Regions from separate parts of the Homo sapiens genome. Here region 1 is linked to region 2. The links are chromatin loops, found by intact Hi-C in ENCODE. Cell type or tissue: IMR-90. All regions are shown on one strand. Each heading gives the region's core, and the rest is flanking DNA. Links, peaks and the distances in the headings are about the cores only.

What was found. Hi-C counts contacts between places; a loop is a spot of excess contacts. Peaks named below come from ENCODE experiments on the same cell type or tissue, not always from the same donor. Only the 100,000 strongest peaks of a DNase experiment are listed, where the experiment ranks them.
Region 1: it touches region 2 in a loop (10-fold over the local background); 7 of 110 quality-filtered maps call a loop at or near these places.

Annotation. Positions count from the first base shown.
Region 1 is chr15:71,648,242-71,656,279 of GRCh38, reverse strand. All of the region lies in intron 7 of THSD4 (thrombospondin type 1 domain containing 4), which reads right to left. Among named protein-coding and RNA genes, the nearest start is that of THSD4-AS2, 39 kb to the left of the region's middle. RefSeq lists an enhancer at 1-739. In IMR-90, for the core only: a CTCF peak has its summit at 4,400 (motif pointing right); a DNase peak (open chromatin) is centred at 4,449.
Region 2 is chr15:71,797,628-71,805,665 of GRCh38, reverse strand. No RefSeq gene overlaps it. Among named protein-coding and RNA genes, the nearest start is that of NR2E3, 8.9 kb to the left of the region's middle. RefSeq lists an enhancer at 832-901 and a silencer at 2,622-2,916. In IMR-90, for the core only: CTCF peaks have their summits at 2,764 (motif pointing left) and 4,327 (motif pointing right); DNase peaks (open chromatin) are centred at 4,525 and 4,655; H3K27ac peaks cover 165 bases.

The DNA of each region.
Region 1 (8,038 bases), core at 1,569-6,568, 150 kb after region 2:
AACCAAAGCACTTTGTCAAAACCATGTATGCCATTGACAGCAGTATACTACTATTAACTTAAGAATAGGCCTTGTTTGTATTTGTTATCTTTTAGATGCACTTTTTTTGATGTTTCATGAACTATTATCACATGTATAGATTACGTGCTATGACTTTCTTTAAAGCAGCCGATAGTCTCCTCCAAAACACAGCTGTATAATCATTAGGTATAATCACTAGCTGATGTCATTTATCAGGAAAAACAGTTTGGAATAATGGAAAGAATGTTGGGCTGCAAACCAGAAAACCTGGGGTGCAGTCCTGGCCCAGTCCCTGGCTTGTTGTGTGATGCTGGATTGGTCACTTCTCTTTGAGGTAGGTGCTGAAAACATTTCCACCACCATCCAGATCTTCTTCCCAAGGACAGTGTTCAGAAACGAATCTGGCTTGAATTCTGGTTTGTGTATCAGGAGGCTGATCAATTGGTCGCTGATAGGGACGACTTAGTGCTGACCTATGTCTAGACTCTTTCCGAGGCACCACTGCTTTGGGTGGGCAGGAGAATATGCGTTCTTGTGCTGTCTCTGCTGCTGACGAGTGCTGTATCTTTGGACATTTTGATGAGCTGTTCTGAGCCCTGGGATTTTTTTTCTGCCTGGATGGGGATGGAGCAGCTACCCCTTAGGACTGTTGGGAAAATCAAATGAGGCAAACATAGAATGTAATTAGCAGAATTCTGCAATATGGTGGCTTCTCAGAAAATGCTGGGTTTTGTCATCTTTGTCTTTATGTATTTTATTTTGTCTGAAGTCTATTCACTTTTAAGTAAATCTCATCATCATACAACCACCCGGACCCACCCGTACTTCTGTAACACTTTCTACTACTTCTTAGTCAGAAATATTTTCTTCTTCATTTGGTGAAATTCAGAAAACTTTGAAGTGCAAAAAACAAAACAAAACAAAATCGGCCAAGGTTCACCATAAAGTCAAGACACCTCATACAGCTTCTACATTCTCACTGCTCAAACGGTACCTGTCGAAAAAGGCCAGAAAGAACATCTACTCTCTGATCTACCTTTATTTTATGTTTCTTGCTCATCGTGTACTGCTGTTCAGAATAGATATTTCTTGCTGTTACAAAGACCAGTGGATAACCATCAGATGTCCTTTGTATTTTTTCCAGTGATTTCTGCAACACGTTGTAGGAAAATTTTACACATCGCAAGCCATCACAGGAGAAATTGCTCAAGAATTACCCCCAATTGTGTGCCAAAATTAACCTGAATGAAATTTCCTGAGGGAAATGAGCAATCTGGATGACATATTTGGAGGTGAATTTCACAGGGAGGAGGCCTCTGTCCTTCACAGCAGGGTAGGCTGGTGCCAGGCATTCAGATAGTGGAGGTCCTGATTCCCTAATGGGAAGCAGATGTGTCTGTGTGTGCTCAGTAAACACATGAGATAGGGTAACCTCAACTGTTTGGCTAGATGACCCCCACAGGTAAAACAGCGTGCCTTAATAATCATGCTGGTAGAACAGTATGGGAGAATATTAAAATGATTAGTAGCTGACACCAATTTACTTATATTTACGGTGAGCTAATTCGTGGAAATGCATATGGATGCCAAAACGTTTATTCATGACATTCTGTTGAAAGAAATCCTTTGTATATGATAAATATCTTCCTGTTATTACTGTTAGGCATGTAGATCAATACCACCTTCCTGGAAAGCAATTTAGCAATATAGACCGTTTGATCCAGTAAATTCTTCTTCTAGGAATTTATGCCAGGAAATAAGAAATCAGGCCAACAGTTTCTGTATGAAGGGCTCATCACAGTATTGTTAATAAAAAATTGGAAACATCCTAAATGTTCAACATAAGGAAACAGTTAATCTATTCTGGGTGGATCTTTTTCCAGTTGTTATTCTCATTAAAATCTTCTAACACTTATGCCTGTAAAACTGACCTTCGATATAGTTCAGTAAATGTTTCCTGAGCCAACTTCAACTACGTGCCAATTCAGTGGTAGGCAGCGGAGACATGAAGGTAAAACAAACAAGGTTCCTATTTACAGTCTAAATCAGGGGTCAGCAAACTGTAGCTAGTAGGCCAAATCTGGCTCACAACCTGTTTTTATAAATAAAGATTTATTAGAACACAAACACTCCCATTTGTTTAGTTATTGTCTATGGCTGCTTTTGTGCTGCAACAGCAGATTAAGTAGTTGCAACACAAACAGGAAAGTCGACAAAGCCTAAAATATTTAGATCTGGCCCTTTACAGAAAAAAATTGCCAATCCCTGGTCTAAATTGAAAGTCAGACACAATCAAATCACTTCAATATTGTTTGTAAATGTCGAGTCCTGTGCAGCCAAAACCAAGGCTCAGGTAGATGCTTCCAAATCTACCCCTGACTGCCCTCATCCTGTATCATATACACCCACTTGATTTGTTCCAAAGTGACTCAATTGTAAAACAGAAGGCAGAGAGTTGTCTTCTACCACAGTAGTCTTCAACTTTTTTAAGTAGAAAAAAATATACTTCAAAAATAAAATCTCATGTGGAAATCCAAAGCTCCACTATGCAAAATGAGAAGAGCAGAACTGCTTTGGTTGAAGGACTGTCAGGGTTTAGAAACCTAGCTTCTCATCCTCCTGCCTGCTCTTCTTCCTCAAGGTGAGGGCTTCTCAACTCCAGCTCTACTGATGTTTTGGTCCTGAAAGGTCTTTCTTATGGGGGTTGCCTTATGCATTGTAGGATGTTTAGCAGCATCCTTGGCTTCTACCCACCAGATGCCAGGAGCATCCCTCTCAGTGTGACAAACAAAAATGTCTCCAGACATTGCCAAATGTTCCCCATGGGAGCAAAATCACCCTCAGTTGAGAATCACTGCTCTTTATTCCAAAGCTCATGGGACACCGAGGAGCACATGACAGATTCCCCAGAAAGCTTTAAAATGATGGTAGTTCCACAGAAGTGCACAAACAGCCTTTGTAAATGTCAGAGAAGCTAATAAGCAAAGAACACTTAATTATCCAGTTTCCAAAAATAGTTCCTTACTGCTATCAAACCTTCTCGAGTTCTTTAAGATTGCCTCTTGGCTTAGCTTCAGCAGGAGTATCATTATGTATTGCAAAGAGCACAGTACCTGCGACTTGGTAGGTGTTTAATAAGCGTTTGTTGAATGAAAGAGCAGCTGGTTGAAGAATCAAAAGATCAAAGTTACAGGACCAACCTGCTCTTCGAACTGGCTCATCTCTAAGGTCCCTTCTGGTGCCAAAATTTTTCTTTTAAAAAGAGATACAGCCCTGATATGAAGAATCCTGCCATGTTTAAAGGGAGGGAAATTTGCTGTATATACACAAAATTAAATTGGAAACAGGAATCAATGAAGATCAAATTGACGATGCCATTCATTTGAAGAGAAGAAATGGTCCATGGCATAAAAGGTATTTTGGCTTCCTAAATGAAAGCAATTGTAAAACGAGCGATCTGGTTTTAATCAAGCTTATGGCTGTCACTTTTCAGTACCTCATCCTAGTTCATAATAGGATAGCATCTTATCAAGGGACTCAACTGGAAGAAAATGTTGGCGCTCTTGTAGGATAAAACTGGGTAAGAATCAACTGCAGCTATGTTTACAAATCTGAAGAAAGGAGTCCCGAGAGGTAAACATATCATATTCTGTAAGATAATTACCACCTCCCCCAATTCCAACAAGGGTCATCGTTCTCTGGAGGGTGGGGATATCCCAAACTCTAAAATTCTAATGCTTTACTTTCATAATTTTCCTCCTCCATGGATTGAAATGGGGGAAGGAGGAGAGAGGCCTGAAATAGCTTTTGACAGTGATAATTGCTCTATTATAAAAGTAAGGTAACCATATTTTTGTATAGAATACTAGAAACCTCTAGACTTTCACTTTACTTTTAATGTGTAGAGCCGTATGGTGAATTGTGTTTAAAGAGATCATAATATGTCTGGCCAGATTTTATTGTAATTTTTTAGTGTCTCAGGAGGGGCTGGCAGCAGGAAAAAACCACGTGGGATGGGTCTGTTAGAAGCTGTGGTTTGGGGCTGATAAGGGGTCAAGACTAGGAAGTTCCTTGCAGAATGGAGCAGAGAGACACTGCCTACACCCTATAAGGCAGAGTTCTGGAGGCTAGATTATCAGCAAAAAGGCAATAGTGAGTTGGGTTGATGAACTCTGATCCAGGATGGAGGTTGCTTGCACACTGGCCTGATTTACAGGGCCTCCTGAGCGCAGATGGCCTGTGTCTACCAATGCAGGTCCCCAGAAGGCTCTCACGGGACCGTCCCCATGGCCAGAAGGCAATGATGGAGATTCACGCCGGCATCTTTGTCATTTCCTTAACACACAGCCAAATGTGCCTGTTTGCATTTTTCTCCACAAGATGGCACCTCTAAGCCTTTGCAAGAGGGTACTTACCTAAACAACTAGTTTAAGTACAAGAAGCAGTGATCCAACATTAACAAAAACAATGACTGTTGAGAAACACAAGAAGGGTGGACCCAGAGATGCAGGCTGACTGCATATTTACTGTGCTCTTATGTGCAAGTTTCTGCCATGTTGTTAAGGCATGATTTCATTTCTTAAAATTTTTTTGGAACATCAAAAAAAAAAAGGTGGGTGAAATATTCAAATCTTGTATTTCCAAAATGTTCAAGAAAAATGCTTTAAAATCTGTGTAAATGAGTTACAACATTGGGGAATATATAGGCTTCTTAGCTATCATTGGGCCATCTCCAGGGACGGCTGAGAGGACTGACTGGGTGAGTGGGACGAGATGATGAGAGAAAAGGCTGGCAACGAAAGTGTGGGATCTTAAATCCGAAGACTCTTGAGTGGGAAATGGCAGGCTGAAGAGCTCTTTTCAGAAGATGTCTGGCAAACACGGGCAATGGACTGGAGATGGAAGAGACTGGAGACTGGGACACACACAGACAACTGCATTAAGATGGGCACAAAGTGATGGAGGCCTGGACCAGAGAGATGAAATTAGAATGGAGGGCAAGGGCCCACCAACATCACGCTGAAGGAATGGCCAACTGGACTGAAGATGGATGTTCTACCAAAGGTGGAGTAAGGAAGACCAAGGTTCCTGGCCTGACAACCTGAAAGAATACTAGTGTTCTTGAGGCAGAAACTCCACTGGGGGGCAGGCCTTTGATGGAGCCATCTTACAGCAAGGGTCTGAGCATAGATCTTGATACTCATTAATTCATTCATCGAATTTAGTTATAATAATTCTCTCTCTCCCATTCTTTCATCAGAATTTTCCTCTAAAACCCTATGCATTTTTATTTTAGCTTTTTGGATAGGAATCCTTCTAAAGTATATTTTATAATTCTCAGTTTTTAAAAAAATCAAGACTAGTAAGTGTAAGGTTCTTGTACTGGTTCGAACCCTGAGAGCGTGCCAACAGACAACAGGAGGCGGTGTGGAGCAACATGCTGTTTTAATGAGCACCAGGGTGCAGGCGGGCTGAGGCCTAAAATGGCGTCAGCCCCAAGTGAGGACAGGGCGAAAGTTTTATAGTCTCCTGTAAACAGGAAGTGTCCTAGTCTGACATTACTGCTATGTTGTACCCGGATGGCCTCTTTCTTGATTTTCAGGGGTACGTGTCTTCCGGCTGGCTCTCTTCCTGCTTCTGCTATTTTGCTGGAGCACACTGCTGGTGCAAGTAGCCTTGTGCCTTGGGACTGGGCCTGAGAAGGGAGGAGTTATTCATCTCCTTAAGCTTTCAGGCCCCCGGGGAGAATCTTACAATAAGCCTTAGTTTATTTTCTCTGGCCCCCTGTTACTCAAAGTGTGGTCCATGGACCAGCAGTGCAGGCATCGTCTGGGGCATTTTAGAAGTCTTGCACCGCTTCCCAGGGCTACTGAATCAGAATCTGCAGTTTAACAGCATTCTCAGGTGATTCCTATGCACATTCAGGTTTGAAAGGTGCTGCTCTACATTGTGGGTCAGCAAGCTTCTTTTGTAAAGAGCCAGAGAGTAAATACCTCAGGCATTGCAGTCATATGGTCTCTGTTGCAGCCACTCTGCTGGATTGTTGCAGCGTGAGAACAGCCATGGATGACTTATGGCTATGTTCTAATAAAACTTTATTTACACAAACAGACGGCAGGTGGATTAGGCTCACATGCTAGATTTGGTTTACTTGCTAGATTTGGCCCATGGGCTATAACTTGCTGACTCTTGCTCTAGATGACTCAGAGACATTCTGAGGTGTGAGAGATTGCCACCCTCTATATTAAGTAGTTCCAACTACCAGAAGGTCTCTGCCGTCCCTCCTCTGGATGTCAGAAGTCACTTCTTGCAGCTGGCAGTCCTTTTCTGACTTCCTTATTGGCTGTTTTCACCAGGAAATGGTTGAAGAGCAAATGAACTATCACAGAACTGAAAGAACTCCCTAGTCAATAAATGTTGCTGCCATAACTGGCTAGCCATATGCAAAGATTGAAACTGAACTCCTTCCTTATACCATATAAAAAATCAACTCAAGATGGATTAAAGACTTAAATGTAAAACCCCAAACTGCCAAAACCCTGGAAGACAACCTATGTAACACCATTCTGGACATAGGAACTGGCAAAGATTTCATGACAAAGATGCCAAAAGCAATCAAAACAAAAGCAAAAATTGGCAAATGGGATCCACTTAAGAGCTTCTGCATAGCAAAAGAAGCTATCAGGCTGGTGCACGGCTCATGCCTGTAATCCTAGCAATTTGGGAGGCTGAGGTAGGCAGATCACCTGAGGTCAGGAGTTCAAGACCAGCCTGGCCAACATGGTGAAACCCCATCTCTACTAAAAAAATACAAAAATTAGCCAGGCATGTTGGTGGGCACCTGTAATCCCAGCTACTCGAGAGGCTGGAGGCAGGAGAATGGCTTGACCCCAGGAGGCAGAGATTGCAGTGAGTTGAGATCACACCACTGCACTCCAGCCTGGGCAACAAGAATGAAACTCTGTCTCAAAAAAACAAAAAACAAACAAAAAAGCCCTGAGATCTGGCTAAATAGAAAAGCCTAGTTTTGCTTCCAGTGCTGGAGAGAGAGGAAAGGGACAGAGAGGAAAGGGAGAGGAGAAACTAGGAGATGGTGGAGAAGAGCCAAAGAGAAGCTCTGAGTGATGGGGGGACTCCTAAGGACTTTGAATCTGAAGTGCACTTGCTGGGATTTAAAGAATTTAACAAAAATTTCTTTTCTACGTTCCATATGTTCAAAACGTCTTTTCTTCTAGACACATGAATGTTCACCTAAGAGCCTTCCTAATAATGCACATTACACCCGCAGGTGACATCATTTTCTGAGCCCTAGTTTTGTTACCTGTAAAATGAGGGATCAAAGTATAATTCACAAATCTCTTGTGAGGCTTAAATGAAATGTGTAAATGAAGGTACCTAATTCAGAACTGGCATGAAGTAGGGGCTGGTAAAATGTTGTGCCTCTCCTTCTCCTCGAGACGCGTCCCTTGGCAGTCTGGCCATGGGATCCCCTTTTTCACACAAGCTACATATACTTCTCTACCAACAGGGGAGGCTTGTGTATTTGCACTGTCCACCAAAACCCCCCTTTCTTTTCACATGATTCTCAAGTGGTGTTTGAAGACAGAGCTGTAACAGGTAAACTGTCACAATCTATTTGCATTTCAATAATGCTCTGGGACAATGGTGATCAAGGCTTCCAGAGATTTCTTTTATCTTTGTAACTTTTCTCATTAACAACAACAACAAAAAACTTAAAGAAAATGCTTTCTTTTGGTAGTCTTTCCCGGTTTGTCTTGGAGACCAGCTATGGAAAGCCTAAAAAACTGGAAAGGGATTATTTTCATTTTAGAAACAGAGCAAGGGAGACTGCTGGATGGAGCCTATGGGTTGGGCATGTAGGGTCATGGTCTTAGATGAGTTGTAGGTGGAAAACAGATGCAATCAGGGCATTCAAGCATCTGGTAGGGATTTAGGCAGTAGGAAGCCCCATGGATATATGTGACAGCTGTTACGGCTGGACCACTCACCATGTGCT
Region 2 (8,038 bases), core at 1,895-6,894:
CAGGATTTATTTCTTAAACAGTCACCCACCCCCACAAATTCCTGCCCACCCCCCGAATTCCTGCCCCCCACCCCCAAGTGTCTTCACCTTCTTTGAAGCATAGCTAGTGGGGAGTGCACAGGCCCTGGAGCTGAGGCCTCAGCCATCCACACTCCAGGAAACTATCCCTTGGAAAATTTTACAAAGATTTAATTATATGGATGTACCCTGCAGCAATTTTCTAGACAACTGGCTAAATAAGTTCTACTCCCTCTGTACAGTGGAATCCCATGCAGCCATTGCAGCTGGTGGTGTTCCTATATTCATTTACATGGAAATATGTCCACAATGTCTCAACTTCAAAGCCACTTACAAAACAGACATGGATAGTTTGATTTCATGTGGCCCAGGGGAATTTCTGGCTGAAGATCATGGGATGCTTGTCTCCTTGGCAGGACCTAAATGAATCAATGGTTTTCTTTCTAGAGCAGGGAGTGGAAGGTGCAGGGCTCCGAGAGGCAGACACCAGCGGGAATGTTTCTCAATAAAGCTTCTTTCTTTTCTTTTCAAGATAACATTTAGAAATGATCAGATATTCCCCTGCACAGTTTTCCCAGCCCTTGACTAGTAAAGTCTTTTTCCCCTTGAACTCTTCTAAAGGTCTAAGCAGGGCTGGCGGGGGCCCTGCCCTGTCCTGGGACAGGCAGACAAAAAGCAGCCTGTCTGGAACATGCACCATCTGTTGCTCCACCCTGGGTCACCTCTTCCTCCTCTGTACCCGAGATGACTGACAGGAAAGACCTCCAGGTTAGCTTGGCTTGACTCCCAAGCACCATGCGAGGTGGCTGTCTCAGTTCTGTTGCAGAGCTGTCACCAGAGGCCACCGCAGACATTCTCCCCACAGGCAAATATTTCTGTTTCATTTGAATGTTTAATAATACACATGTATTACAGCTCTAACCTGGATAAAATACAGTTCTTTGTATTTTAAAAAAAGAGACTAATTTGAAATCAATATTACCTATACTAATAATGATAGGAAATATTTATAAAGAAATTCAGTCTTTATGTGTGAAAATGAGAAGCTCCCCATGCTTTCATTTTCTCTCCCTCTTCACCCAAGAGGAGGACCTAAATCTCTAGCGGCTGCTCTGGCCTGAGCCTCCGCTGCTTGGAACAGCTGCAGCCCCCAGTGCAGAGGCCGCCCGTCCACCTGCTGCACCAGGTGTAAACCCTTTAGTTGCTGGGCCATGGGCAGATCTGGAGACCCTGGGAGGGGCCAGAACACTGGGGGCAGGCTGGGGCAGGAAGCTATTTGAAAACCAGTATAGAACTATTTTTAAACGTTTAACAACAGGCACAACCACACCAGGGTACACTAGCTGACTGACCAGTTCATTTATGCTGGTGGTGAGGACACCATGGAGGAACAGCAGTCAGGGCTGTGTCCAAAAAGTTATCTGGCTCTCAGGCTCAGAGTATGCATTCTTTTTTCATTTTCTTTTCTTTTCTTTTTTTTTTTTTTGAGACAGGATTTCGGTCTGTCACCCAGGCTGGGGTGCAGTGTGGCGTGATCATGGCTCACTGCAGCCTCGACCTTCTGGGCCCAAGCAATCCTTCTGCCTCAACCTCCTGAGTAGGTGGGACCACAGGTGTGTGCCACCACACCCGGCTAATTTTTAATTTTTTTGTAGAGATGGGGGTCTCCCTATGTTGCTCAGGTTGGTCTCGAACCCCTGGGCTCAAGCGATCCTTCTGCGTTGGTCTCCAAAGTGCTGGGATTACAGGGCGTAAGTCAGTGTGCTTGGCCTAGAATTATAATCAAGATAAAATAAAGCTTTTTTGTCTTTTTAAAAGAGACGGGTTAATTTTTAAAAAATACGAGCTGTAATAATAATGGAAAATATTTATTAAGAAATTTTATGTGCCAGACACAGTTCTAAGCGTTTATATGTGTAAACTCATTTAATCCTCACGACAACACAATCAGATAAGCATTGTCATTATTATCCTTGTCTATAAGCAGGCGCCTGTAGTCCCAGCTACTCGGGAGGCTGAGGCAGGAGAATCACTTTAACCCAGGAGGCGGAGGTTGCAGTGAGCCAAAATCATGCCATTGCACTCCAGCCTGGGCAACAGAGCAAGACTCTGTCTCAGAAACAAACAAACAAAAAACAAAACAAAAACTTCTGTGGAAGTCGAATTATTTTGAAGATAAAATATTTAAAAACAATATATACAATTAGAATATATTAAGGGGTTATTAGTTTGTTATGACAATGGTATTGTGGATATGTTTAATTAAAAAATAATCCTGCTAGAGATATACTCTGAAGTATTTACAGAAGTGAGTCAATGTCTTGGATTTGCTTTTAAAGACTGTTTTTTTTTTTGTTGTTGTTTTTTTTTAATAAACGAATGAATGAAAAGAGGGAGTAGATGAACTGAGGACTGAAGGTGATAGTTATTGATATGGGTGATGGGTACATGGGTGTCATGGACCTTTTATCTCTAATTGCTTTTGTGATTGAAATGTTAGGTAATAAGTTTAAAATATGTATACACATACAAGCTGCCTACACGAACAATGAAACAACAGGTGCCACTGATGACTTTAGACGCTCTACAGGCTCCTCAGCTTGGACCCTCCCCACCCTACTCTGTCTCCACTGCCCATCTTCGCCTTGCCTTGCAGCTTTGGAGGCTCTAAACTGAACCAGGTGACGCGCGCGGCAGGAAACCCCCGGTGCTACTGGGGAACTGCCGGGCCAGTCGGTGGACCAGCGCCCCCTCCTGGAAGGACAAAAAGCGCAGCGAGAGGGGCCGGTGCCACCTTGCGCTTCCTCTGACCTCGAGTGCTGGCTCTCTCCTTCGCGCTTCTGGCTATACCCGGTTCTGGCTCGGCTCGGCCTGTTCTTTCCCTCTTTCTCCAACCGACTCCTCCTCACACTTCAAGACCAGCTCCAAGGTCTCTCCTGAGAGCACGCACTCTATCATCGCTCCTCACATCCCAGGCCCTATCAGAAACAATCTTACGCCCTTTCTTTGCAGTCACCCGGCTCCTCCAATGTGCACAGAAGCTTTGTGAGACCAGGGTCTTGTCGATCTTGTTCAACGGCATGACACGTAGAAGGAGTCTGATAATTATTTGTTGACCGCCTGAGTGGACGTAAGCTTGCCCTAGTCCTGGCAGCCTGCGGCGGCTTCGGCTTTCTGCCCTGCCCGGGGCCCTGTGGGCATCTCTCGGGCATCCTCCCGGGACCGGGTCCCAGCAATTGCAGGTCCCAATGGTGTCCGGAGGCCCGGAGTTGGTTCTTTCCGGTGGGTTCTTTGTCTCGCTGGCTTCAAGAATGAAGCTGCGGACCTTCCCGGTGAGTGTTAAAGCTCTTAAAGGTGGCACAGACCCAAAGAGTGAGCAGCAGCAAGATTTACTGTGAAAAGCGAATGAACAAAGACTCCACTGCACCAAACTGGACTCCCACTGGTTACCAGGGCTGGCTGGGGTGGCCAGCTTTTATTCCCTAATTTGTCCCCGCCCATGTGCTGCTGATTGGTCCATTTTGCTGAGCACTGATTTGGTCCATTTTACAGTGTGCTGATTGGTCCATTTTACAGAGTACTGATTGGTCCATTTTATAGTGTGCTGATTGGGGCATTTTACAATCCTCTTGTAAGACAAAAAAGTTCTCCAAGTCCCCACCTGACCCAGAAGTCCAGCTGGCTTCACTTCTCATCAGCAGTCGCGGGGCCACACACCCTTATCCTATGAGGCCGTTTATTCTGCCATGAGAGGTGTAAAATGTGTTTTAATAAAAGGCATTTACCTGGCCAGGACCTAAACTGATTGAAGCAATAAGCTACTCGGAAGGGAATGCTATTGTCCTAGGGGGCTTTCCAGGCTGCCACAATGATGTTCCATTACCCAGAGAAGCAGCATCCCCCTGGCACAAGACAGTGGTTTCCAGGGCGTGATGACTGAAGGTGCTGGGAAGGGTGGGTCCTTCTGCAGTCTCTACCGGGACTCTCTCTGCTTTCATCTGTTTCATAGTTGGTCAAATTTTGTTTGAAGAAGTTTTTTTCTCTTCCTAAAGAGTGACAAGTGGGTAGCATTGAGCCTCAGGTATGAGACCGTGCGTATTAGCTGGGTGGGCTCGGCCAAGTCTCTTCACCTCTCTGGACTGTTACTATGAGGAAATCATGGAGCTAATAGTGGAGCTTCACGTCTGGGTGAAGGCAGAGGACCGAATCAGAGGACCTCTCAAGTTCTCTCAGATCTGATTTATTGTACCCAGAATCACAAAATAGCAGGTAGTTGGATCCACTTGGAATACCCTGAAAGGCCACAAGATGGAGGTGTTACTCCATGAGAAAAGTTTGGCCTGCTCTGCACTGTTCCATCCCCCAATTTGTAGCCTAAGAGACTTGAGAATTTCTTCTTTGGAATTGTAGCAAAGTAAACACTTCACCAATACGCACTTGCATCTTCAGGCAGAGGATTTAAGCTCTTACTAAAGAACCCCAGCGGTTCCCTATAGCGTTTCATGCACAACTTTTTTTTTTAAATCAAAGCACCAAAGAGGGGCTGAGCGACAGTCAGGAGACTATCTGACGCAGAGGTGGCATCCCCGCCCCCTGGGAGTATCACCCCATTGTGTCCTGATACACTGGCTCATGTGCGTCAGAGCTCCTGACATATCGCAAACACCCAGAAAACAGATGTTGAGTGGAGTGGATGCTGGATTTATTTTACTGAATCACGTACTTGGCATTAAAATATACGGTGTCCCCTACAGAGGGTTTTCCATGTTCCCATAGGAACTGTTGAGATTTTTTTTTTTTTTTTGAGACAGAGTCTCTCTCTGTCGCCCAGGCTGGAGTGCAATGGTGCAATCTCTGCTCACTGTAACCTCCACCTCCCGGGTTCAAGCAATTCTCCTGCCTCAGCCTCTCAAGTAGCTGGGATTACAGGCGCCTGCCACCACGCCTGGCTATTTTTTTGTATTTTTAGTAGAGACAGGGTTACACCGTGTTGGCCAGGATGGTCTCGATCTCCTGACCTCATGATCTGCCCGCCGCGGCTTCCCAAAGTGCTGGGATTACAGGTATGAGCCACTGCACCTGGCCAGGAACTGTTGAGATGATTGGAAAATGGCTGGAGACAGATGCTTTGTCTAGAATTTGGTTTCCTGTATTCTAGAAGTGATTGCCTCAAGGCCCAGATTCCCAGGATTTGGAGATCAGTGAGCAGGAAGGGCATTTACTGAGTCAGTCCTGGGAGCAAGTGTCAGGTGAATCCTGGCAAACCTACTATGGACAAGGGTGTCGCCAGAGAAAGATGAGATTCTGTGCATGTGCTTGGCTAGGAACCTCTGTCATGTTACACTTTGCTGGTAGGTAAAGAAAGTATGAAAGCACCGGGATTAGGCAAACTTGGCTCCGGCAGGAAGGATGTGTCTTAAGCAGCAGACACTAGGAATGGAGGCAGGGTGACATGGAGGAGTGAGGGGTGTTGACTTCTCATGGCCCTGCCAGTCAGGGGAGCTGGAAAGGTACTTGGAGGAGGTGGTACAGAGGTGATGACTGGGGTCACCTGGCAGAGAGCGTGAGTGATGATCAAGAGTGCATGGCCGGGCACGGTGGCTCATGCCTGTTATCCCAGCACTTTGGGAGGCCAGGGTTGGCAGATCACCTGAGGTCAGGAGTTCGAGACCACCCTGGCCAACATGGCAAAACCCCATCTCTACTAAAAATACAAAAATTAGCTGAGCGTGGGTGGCGGGCGCCTGTAATTCCAGCTACATGGAAGGCTGAAGTGGGAGAATCACTTGAACCCGGGAGGTGGAGGTTGCAGTGAGACAAGATCACACCTCTGCACTCCAGCCTGGGTGACAAGAGCAAAACTCCATCTCGAAAAAAAAAAAAAAAAAAAAAAAAAGAGTGCATGGCTCGGCATGGTGGTTCATGCCTGTAATCCCAGCACTTTTGGAGGCTGAGGCAGGTGATTGCTTGAGCTCAGGAGTTTGAGACCACCCTGGGCAACAAAGTGAGACCCTGTCTCTACAAAAAAAATACTAGTTAGCCTGATGTGGTGGTGCACACCTGTAGTCTCAGCTACTTGGGAGGCTGAGGCAGGAGTATTGCTTGAACCTGGGAGGTCAAGGCTGCAGTGAGCTGTGACTGTACTACAGCCTGGGTGACAGAGCGAGGCCCTGTCAAAAAAAAAAAAAAAAAAAAAAAAAGGGAGGGAGGGAGGCTGGGCACAGTGGCTCATACCTATAGTCTTAGCACTTTTGGAGGCTGAGATGGGTGGATTGCCTGAGCTCAGGAGTTTGAGACCAGCCTGGGAAACATGGTGAAACCCCATCTCTACTAAAATACAAAAAAGTAGCTGAGTGTGGTGGTGCATGCCTGTAGTCCCAGTTACTCAGGAGGCTGAGGCAGAATTGCTTGAATCTGGGAGGCAGAGGTTGCAGTGAGCCAAGATTGTGCCGCTGCACTCCAGCCTGGGCAACGGAGCGAGACTCTGTCTCTAACAAAAAAAGGAAGGAAGGGAGGGAGGAAGGGAGGCAGGGAAGAAAGGGAGGGAAGGGATGGAGGGAGGGAAAGAGGGAAGGAAGGAGAGAAGGAAGGAAGGAAGGAAGAGTGAAAGAAAGAAAGAGTGAGTGAGTGTATGCCTGGAACCTGAGAGCCAGAAAACTTTTTTGGACACAGCCCTGCCTGCTGTTCCCTGACGGTGTGCTCACCACCAGCATAAATGAACTGAACATTCCTGAATCCTGGCTGGACCATCCTGTCAGGGCCTGTGCATGGAGGAGGCCTGGTGACCACCACGAATGGCCTGGACAGGTCCTGACTAGCTATTTGCTACCTTCATGGCCTCCCTGACCCTTGTGGCAGCCAGGAACGTTCAGCCCTTCCTGAGTGGGTGACTGGGGATGGAGCACAAGAAAGCCTGTTTTGAATTATCCCATGCTCCACACCATTCGTTATTCCAGTGTGTGCACACTCGAGTAACACTCAGACGACCTTTAAAAGAAAATAATTGGAAGATGGCCGAATAGTAACAGCTCCGGTCTACAGCTCCCAGTGTGAGCGACGCAGAAGACGGGTGATTTCTGCATTTCCATCGGAGCTTTGAAGAGAGCAGCGGTTCTCCCAGCACGCAGCTGGAGATCTGAGAACGGGCAGACTGCCTCCTCAAGTGGGTCCCTGACCCCTGACCCCCTGAGCAGCCTAACTGGGAAGCACCCCCCCAGCAGGGGCAGACTGACACCTCACACGGCCGGGTACTCCTCTGAGACAAAACTTCCAGAAGAACGATCAGAGAGCAGCATTCGCGGTTCACAAAAAACCACTGTTCTGCAGACACCGCTGCTGATACCCAGGCAAACAGGGTCTGGAGTGGACCTCTAGCAAACTCCAACAGACCTGCAGCTGAGGGTCCTGTCGTTAGAAGGAAAACTAACAAACAGAAAGGACATCCACACCAAAAACGCATCTGGAGATCACCATCATCAAAGACCAAAAGTAGATAAAACCAAAAAGATGGGGAAAAAACAGAGCAGAAAAACTGGAAACTCTAAAAAGCAGAGCACCTCTCCTCCTCCAAAGGATCGCAGTTCCTCACCAGCAATGGAACAAAGCTGGACGGAGAATGACTTTGACGAGTTGAGAGAAGAAGGCTTCAGACGATCAAACTACGAGCTACAGGAGGAAATTCAAACCAAAGGCAAAGAAGTTAAAAACTGAAAAAAATTTAGACGAATGTATAACTAGAATAACCAATACAGAGAAGTGCTTAAAGGAGCTGATGGAGCTGAAAGCCAAGGCTCGAGAACTACGTGAAGAATGCAGAAGCCTCAGGAGCCGATGTGATCAACTGGAAGAAAGGGTATCAGCGATGGAAGATGAAATGAATGAAATGAAGCAAGAAGGGAAGTTTAGAGAAAAAATAATAAAAAGAAACGAACAAAGCCTCCAAGAAATATGGGACTATGTGAAAAGACCAAATCTACGTCTGATTGGTGTACCTGAAAGTGATGGGGAGAATGGAACCAAG